3 separate regions of the Homo sapiens genome follow, and all the other regions are linked to region 1. The links are chromatin contacts, found by Hi-C or POLR2A ChIA-PET in ENCODE. All regions are on one chromosome and are shown on one strand. The core of a region is the stretch at or near the end of the contact, and the rest is flanking DNA. Distances in the headings are between cores, read along the strand shown.

What was found. A loop is a pair of places that touch in the nucleus more often than their neighbours do. ChIA-PET counts read pairs that join two places held with the same protein, here RNA polymerase II (POLR2A). Pooled maps may share reads with other maps.
Region 2: a pooled map shows a loop between it and region 1 (2.3-fold over the local background). The contact joins two enhancer-like sites. A Hi-C loop is called at or near these places in 1 of 50 pooled maps. POLR2A ChIA-PET finds 5 or more read pairs at or near these places in 4 of 52 experiments (GM10248, HCT116, WTC11 and 1 more).
Region 3: a loop to region 1 is called in a pooled map, with 4 times the contacts of the local background. The contact joins the promoter of SUMO2 here to the enhancer-like site in region 1. A Hi-C loop is called at or near these places in 1 of 50 pooled maps. POLR2A ChIA-PET finds 5 or more read pairs at or near these places in 3 of 52 experiments (BJ, HEK293 and OCI-LY7).

The regions. Positions count from the first base shown.
Region 1 is chr17:75,752,386-75,754,953 of GRCh38, forward strand. ITGB4 (integrin subunit beta 4) reads left to right here. Exons shown (of 40, transcript NM_000213.5): 32 at 61-192; 33 at 1,380-1,589; 34 at 2,191-2,430. It also overlaps a transcript of GALK1 not described here. Among named protein-coding and RNA genes, the nearest start is that of GALK1, 12 kb to the right of the region's middle. RefSeq lists a silencer at 1,185-1,794 and an enhancer at 1,382-2,155. Within about 2 kb of position 1,251, at least 11 of the 41 ENCODE cell types and tissues checked have a DNase peak (open chromatin) inside an H3K27ac peak, as active enhancers do; they include OCI-LY7, where a contact is called at or near this core.
Region 2 is chr17:75,112,922-75,115,489 of GRCh38, forward strand. All of the region lies in intron 2 of ARMC7 (armadillo repeat containing 7), which reads left to right. Among named protein-coding and RNA genes, the nearest start is that of ARMC7, 4.2 kb to the left of the region's middle. RefSeq lists enhancers at 1,019-1,558, 2,000-2,059, 2,100-2,149. Within about 2 kb of position 1,295, at least 28 of the 41 ENCODE cell types and tissues checked have a DNase peak (open chromatin) inside an H3K27ac peak, as active enhancers do.
Region 3 is chr17:75,181,676-75,184,243 of GRCh38, forward strand. SUMO2 (small ubiquitin like modifier 2) reads right to left here and starts at 1,284. Exons shown (of 4, transcript NM_006937.4): 1 at 1,139-1,284. The coding sequence starts at 1,159. RefSeq lists an enhancer at 592-1,242 and silencers at 824-1,223, 1,354-1,583.

The DNA of each region.
Region 1 (2,568 bases), core at 1-2,500:
GACCGGGCAGGGGGGCAGGGGGCAGCAGCCAGGGCCCTGGCTCACTCCCCTGCCCTGCAGTCCCCATCATCCCTGACATCCCTATCGTGGACGCCCAGAGCGGGGAGGACTACGACAGCTTCCTTATGTACAGCGATGACGTTCTACGCTCTCCATCGGGCAGCCAGAGGCCCAGCGTCTCCGATGACACTGGTGAGTGGAGACCTGGGACCCACAAGAGGACAGTGGGGGTCTTGGGTACAGAGTGAGTCCACTGGGTCCAGAGAGGGCAAAGGGGCCAGCAACTAGAGGACATGGAGGTTAAGGCAGCCTTGGACAAATGCAATGGAGTGCACATCTGTGCATGGGGCACAGGAACCAGTGCCTGGGGGACAGACACACACAGCCTTGTGCAAGCGCACATGAGTTCATGCCCACGGGACCACGAAGAAACACAGCTTCACAAGTTGAAGGTTCACCAGCTGTGCCATGCACACAGGACACTCAGGCCACCCCCCAGGGGCAGGCCTGGCCCAGGAGCCCTGGGCAGCCACCAGGCGGCCACCTGGCAGGGGTAGGGGAGCCAAGGAGACAAGAACACCCCCAACAGCTCTGTCCTTCCTCCTTGATTCCCAGCACAAAGTGCTGCGGAGCCCTTAGCTGGGCCTCCTGAGTGCTCAGTGTCAGCTGTGGCTCCACCTGTGGGACATCAGATGAATCACTCATCCTTTCCATGCCTCACTTTTCTGCTCTGTATAATGGGATACCAATCACACAGTACCATGAGTGGAAAAACCTCTGGGGCACGTATATCTTTTGTATTTTCTTCTGTCCCTGCCGATGCCTCAAGCTGCCCCCGGTGAACACATACTGGCCCCCACGGGGCTCAGCTTGGGCTTAAGGAGCCATTTTGAGGGGTTCAGGTGGAGCGCAGCTGGTGTGACTCTGGAACCCCAGCTCAGCTGCTTCTAACACTACCTGCGAAGCGCTCGGTGGCTTGCGGAACGGTCCCTGGGAGGCGGGCAGGGGCAAGATTCCTCTCTCCATTGTACAAACGGGAAACTGAGTCTCGGAGAGGTTAAGTAAAGCAAGGGAGACCTCACAGCTGGTGACAGAGCCCAGACTTCCCCCAGGTTTCTGGCGGGTCCGGGGGTCTCTCCTCCCCAGCTGTGCCGAGGCTGCACTCGCTCATCTGGAAAGGCTTCAGCCGCGCAAGGGTTTCACCTGCCGCGGCCTTCCCGCTCCGGCCGTGCGCATCTACCCCCGCCCCCAACACACACCCCGGGATCCCGGGAGCTGGAGACGGGCTCCCCTCGCAGAGCCTACGGCCTTCCCCCGCCTGGCCCTGCTCGGCCCGGCGCCCCCCGGCGGTGCCAACGCGGCCCTTCGTTGTTCCCAAGGCTGCGGCTGGAAGTTCGAGCCCCTGCTGGGGGAGGAGCTGGACCTGCGGCGCGTCACGTGGCGGCTGCCCCCGGAGCTCATCCCGCGCCTGTCGGCCAGCAGCGGGCGCTCCTCCGACGCCGAGGCGCCCCACGGGCCCCCGGACGACGGCGGCGCGGGCGGGAAGGGCGGCAGCCTGCCCCGCAGTGCGACACCCGGGCCCCCCGGAGGTGACAGGCTCACCCGCCGCCCCCCGATCCGCGCCCACCCAGCCTCACTCGCGCCTGAGGGCCTGGGGTGGGCGTCTGCGCTGCCTCGGGGGCCCCAGTTTCAGCCAGGCCCGGGCCTTGGCGGCTGGGAGCACAGCTGCTCAGAGGCAGGGCCCAGTGCCAGGGGACGCGTGAGGCAGGCGCTTGGGCCCTTATGGTGCCTGCCTGGCCAGGGGGTGCAAATTCAGAAGTCTGCCCGGGAAGCGGACCCTGGCACCCAAGTAGACCCCTCAGGGGCCTCAAAGGACAGGAGGGAAGGCTTGGGGATCTCCCCAGGGCAGAGCTGACTGCAGACGCAGCAAACCCCCGCCACTGCCAGGGTCAGCAGTGCTCACACCGATAGAGTGGCCGGCCAGAGGATATGGGCTGTGGAAGCCTGGGTGGCCCTTGGGCTCCTGCAGGGACAGAGGGCCTCTGTCCCTAGTGGTTTGAGGGAAACTGGTTGTATTTAAGCAAAAGCCACCCAGAGGGTGGGTGACCAGGAATGTGCAGGGCCCAGCCTGCCCCACGGGGCCCGGGTCTGGGGCAGGCCTGACCAAGGGACCCTGCTCTCCCCCTGCAGAGCACCTGGTGAATGGCCGGATGGACTTTGCCTTCCCGGGCAGCACCAACTCCCTGCACAGGATGACCACGACCAGTGCTGCTGCCTATGGCACCCACCTGAGCCCACACGTGCCCCACCGCGTGCTAAGCACATCCTCCACCCTCACACGGGACTACAACTCACTGACCCGCTCAGAACACTCACACTCGACCACACTGCCCAGGGACTACTCCACCCTCACCTCCGTCTCCTCCCACGGTGAGTGACCTCAGCCAACCCTGCCTCTCCCACTAACCCTTCCTCTCTTCCAGCTCCTGGAGCCTCGGGCTTCTGTCTGCTGTCCCCACCGCCCATTCTCCAACATACACACACGCATGCACACATGCACGCACACAC
Region 2 (2,568 bases), core at 45-2,544, 640 kb before region 1:
TTGCCTCTTTGTGGTTTCTTTATCCCCTTTATTTCCTATAATCCAGAAATTGGGTTGAATGTCTTGATAGGATCAAATAACACATTTTTTATTTTATTTTATTTTATTTTATTTTATTTTTTGAGATGGAGTCTTGCTCTGTCGCCCAGGCTGGAATGCGGTGGTGCAATCTCAGCTCACTGCAACCTCTGCCTCCTGGGTTCAGACAGTTCTCCTGCTTCAGCCTCCCGGGTATGGGATTATAGGCGCCCGCCACCACGCCCGGCTAATTTTTGTGTTTTTAGTAGAGACGGGGTTTCACCGTGTTGGCCAGGCTGGTCTCAAACTCCTGACCTCAGGTGATCCGCCCGCCTCAGCCTCCCAAAGTGCTGGGGTTACAGTCGTGAGCCACCACACCTGGCCCAACTAACACATTTTTAAAAATACTTTTTATTTATTTATTTTTTTTTTTGAGATGGAGTCTTGCTCTGTCGCCCAGGCTGGAGTGCAGTGGCGCGATCTCGGCTCACTGCAAGCTCCGCCTCCCGGGTTCACGCCATTCTCCTGCCTCAGCCTCCCAAGTAGCTGGGATTACAGGCGCCCCCCCACCAGGCCCGGCTAATTTTTTGTACTTTTAGTAGAGACGGGGTTTCACCGTGTTAGCCAGGATGGGCTCAATCTCCTGACCTCGTGATCTGCCCGCCTCGGCCTCCCAAAGTGCTGGGATTACAGGCGTGAGCCACCGCGCCCGGCAAAAATACATTATGATAAGTGTGATTCAAATTTTTCAAAGACCATCCAGGTCTCCTCTAAAGAGGAGAGGAGATTCCTGGGGCCAGACTACAAATGAGGGTCTTCTCTCCATGAGGGGGCTCCAGCACATGTGTGTGCGGATTCACACCCCCACAGACAGCTGCCCCTTGGCCACTCCCTGGGTTTGGAAGTGCACACACCAACAGTGGCATTCACTCCTGGGAGTCAGGATCCAAGAGAGAGGCCCATGCAGCCGTGGGAGCAGGTTTAGGGCCTGGAGCTCCAGGTGCAGGGGAAGGACGGCTGTGGGCTTTGGGTGAGCTCCCTGGACTTACTGCCCCACAGAGGACCAGAGTGGGGCCTGCTAAAGCCAAGCCAGGGCAGGAGCCCCAGTTGCCCAGGTCCCCGAGTGATGCCAGCTCCTCTAGAAGATTATTATGCCAAACAAATATTCTAAAAAGTTGGTCTCTAAAACGTCCTCCGTCCCGTCCCTTTTCGTGCCTCTGCCCCCACAGCTGCTGCAGTCTGAACGGTGACGGTGGCCCCTGCAGAAGCATGTGGCTAAATCTCCACCAGGGGGCGATAGAGCTCCTCCAAATCAAGCTGCTGCCCCTGGAGAAAAATTGGCGGAAGTCACAGAGCAGTCCCCACCAAAAGTGTTTACCAAGTGGAGTCTTTCCTGCTGGCGTTTCCTCAGGGTCAGGAAGCAACTTTCCCAGGACAGGGGCACCCTGAGGTCCGGGTCCACTGAGCTATGGGGGCGGCGTGGGCCTGGGCTGGGTTCTTGCCATCCTGGGCAGCTTCCCGGCGTGGGTGACTGAGCCCGGGTCCTGGAGTCCGCGGTCCCAGCGTCTCCACTTCTCAGCTGATTCCTAGAAGCTGAGTCCCGTCCCTTCTCCGAGCGTGGTTTCCTCTCCCGCCTTGCCTGCGTCGCAAGCAGTTGTGGGAGCAGAAGTGTGTCTGTGCATCTGTGTCTCTGTGCAGGTATTTTAGAATTGTTAGGATCATTATCACCAGCTTTACTTTTCCCAACCATTTTTTTCCTCCTTTTTTTCTCTTCCTTCTTCTGCCACAGCAAGACCCCCCCGCCCCAAGCACAGTAGCTTTCTCAGCGTCGAATCCCTCCGTGGGACCATGTTGCAATGAAATTTCAACATGCAAATGAAATTTCTCGAAATTTCTCTTGTGTTTATTATGCATGACTGAGAAGGAGAGCCCCCGCGTATTTTCTTACTGCCGTCGTTTCCCTTTCTCTTAGTGTCTCTGCTTGGGGATCCCCGACAGGCACTTATTCTGCTGTTTCTGGAGAAGGCTCTGTGCTGCGCTTTGGAGCTTTGAGTCTTTTATCCGATGTGGCAGCCCTGAGATTGTGATCTCCCTGAGCCAGAGCCAGCCTTACTTCTGTCTGCATGGTTTGAGTGCTTAGGCCTTTTGGCCTAGGGAGGAGGAAAGAAGGGGAAGAAAAGGCAGGAGATCTTCACTTAATAGGTGTGGAGTCCTGGCCATGACTTGGTGCAACACCCCTGAGCAGGGTTGGTTCTGGAAGGACTGGCACAGTGGAGAGCTGAGTCAGATTGCCCATGGCTGTGGCTCGCAGAACCAAAACCAAGCTGGGTATGGTGGCTCACACCTGTAATCCCATTTGGGAGGCCGAGGGGGGTGGATCACTTGAGGTCAGGAGTTCGAGACCAGCCTGGCCAACATGGCAAAACCCCGTCTCTACTAAAAATACAAAAATTAGTTGGGTGTGGTGGCGCACACCTGTAGTCCCAGCTACTCGGAGGCTGAGGCAGAAGAGTTGCTTGAACCAGGAGACAGAGGTTGCAGTGAGCCAAG
Region 3 (2,568 bases), core at 34-2,533, 570 kb before region 1:
TCTCCATTAAAGGAAACACACAAACAAAAAAAACAATCGAAGAATATCCCGATTCCCCCCGGAACAGCGGTAATACTCAGTCAGGACCACAGTTAACGTTCTCCTCTATTAGCAGCTTCATTTTTATTTTCGGTTAAGAGCACTTATTCTCCCCTCCCCCCCTTTGTTGTCATGGGTCAAATACACAGTTTTATCCTGATTTGTTTCTTGTAGATTTCGACCCAACCTAAAGTTGTCCAAAATCGAGTGCAGAAGCAATTCTGTAGCCCTAAAACGCTCCAGAAAGTAAAGGCGCGGGAGGCGGGGGGTGCCACCAAACTAAAAGCAGCAAGTCCCGTGTGCCCCGATGATGGGTGTCCCCAAGTCCTCCCGGGAAGTCTCCGGGTGCCTCAAAAGCCGCGTTCAAAAGTTAAGCCGCACAAAGTCTCTCTGCTCGTACCTGTGCCTCCAACTTCATGAAACCACATGGTGTTCGCGGATTAGGGGTTCGTTGGCACCCAGGGAAAAGCCGCTGCCCCTCCCCCTTCGGGCCCCTGAGGCTATTAAAGTGGGAAATACTCCACGGGAATCCCCCTACCCCCAGGCCCAGGACGGCGGCCCGCGGGCATCCAGGTTCCTGCCCGTCCGCAGCCCATTGATTCGCCCCGAACCCTCGCCCCGCCGCCGCGGCCCCAGGCAGGGGTCCCCAGATGCCCGCGGTTCCTACCCGAGAGGTGAAGCCCGAGCCCAGAGGACTCCTCGCCGCCTCGGAGACTGCAACACCCGACGCGGGGTCGACAGAAGGTGGAGACCCCGCGCGCCCTAACGCCCCTCCTCACGCGCGCCGGCCGGCTGGGCCAAGAATCCCCGTTCGGGGCTGGTGGGTCCGCGGGCGTCCGCTTTCTGCCCGCCCAACTCGCGCCCGGCGCGCACTCGGAGGCCGCCGGGGGCGGGAGAGAGCGGCGGGGCCTCCTTCGGCGCGGGAGGGAGGAAGAGAGGGAGGGAGGAAAATGGCGCGGAGCGCCCGGGCCTGAGCCGCGGCCGGCCCCGTGGGGGGCCCGGGAAAGCGCTGGGAGCCAGCGGCGGGCTCTGGCCGGACCCCGGCCCGCGCCATGACCCCCACCGCGCGGCGAGGCGAAGGGGCCGGCGGCGAGCTCACCTTGGGCTTTTCGTCGGCCATGGCGAGCGCCGGAGTCTCCTCAGCTGCCGCTTCACAAAAGAGGTACCAGGTCCGCACCAAACGAGCACACAAGCAGCACCAGGAGCGGCAGAAGAAGGAGGCGGCAGCGGTGGACGAGGGGAGAGGGTGCGCGCACGTCGTGCGCTCCCTCCCCCCACCCTGCGTGCGCGAGCACGAGTAGCCGAAGCCTCCCATTGGCTGGCGCCTCGCGGGAGCGCGCAACGCTTACATAACCACCCCCACCCCCCGTCCCACGCCACCGCGTCCTGGGCCAGGCGCCCGCCCGGCCGGCGGGAAGAGGCGCGGACACGCGCACCCGGCCCGCCGCGGGGGCGCGCCTGGCTCTGGGCGGGGCTGTATTGTCCTCCTTCGTGGTGGAGCATAATCAAAATGGCTTCCAGCTGGTCCTCGGTGGGAACGATGAGGCTCGAGGCTTTAGACGTAAGCCATAGGCCAGGGAAGGCAGACTTACTAGAGGAGGAAGGGGATTCCTAAATCAAAGCCCCAGCATGAGGTTCTGGAAAAATCTCTCTCATTCAGTGGACCAGCAGCCCTCCCATGGTTACTTCCTCTCAGTCAATCTCAACCTGCTTCCCACCGGACTCTTGCCTAAAATGCAGTGTCTTCTTCTTCTTCTTCTTCTTCTTTTTTTTGAGACGGAGTCTCGCTCAGTCGCCCAGGCTGGAGTGCAGTGGCACGATCTCGGCTCACAGCAACCTCTGCCTCCCGGGTTCAAGTGATTCTCCTGCCTCAGCCTCCCGAGTAGCTGAGACTACAGGTACCCGCCACAACGCCCGGCTAATTTTTCGTAGAGACGGGGTTTCACCGTGTTAGCCAGGATGGTCTCGATCTCCTGACCTCGTGATCCGCCCGCCTCGGCCTCCCAAAGTGCTGGGATTACAGGCGTGAGCCACCGCGCCCGGCCTACAGTGTCTTCTTCTGTCCTGCTGGTAACCCTAGACTTTGACTAGCTACGGGAAAATATTCATGTATTCATTCAACGAGATCCTTACTCATCGCCTGTCTTCCAAGAGGAAACAGTATCCATAAGCGAGAACTACCCAACAATCAAGCTTCCAGCCAATTTAATCCTTTCCTCGTTGCATCCAGTTAAAACATACACATGCGTCCCTCCTGTCTGAAGAACAATCCGATGTGTGTGCACTGGATTCCATCTCGCTTCTTCCCCCGGGGCTTTATTATTTCCTTTTGTCCCTGAATTTTCTTCCTCTCCTCCGTTAGTATAGAAAAAAAAAAAAAAGCTCCCAATTCTATGAAGTTACCATCCTATCTCTCTCCATTCTTGGCCAAACAGCTCGAAAAAATGTCCCCGCCAGCTGTCTCCAACCCCTCCCCTCCCACTCACTCCTCAACCCACTGCAATCTGGTGCTGTCCCCAAAGTTCCACT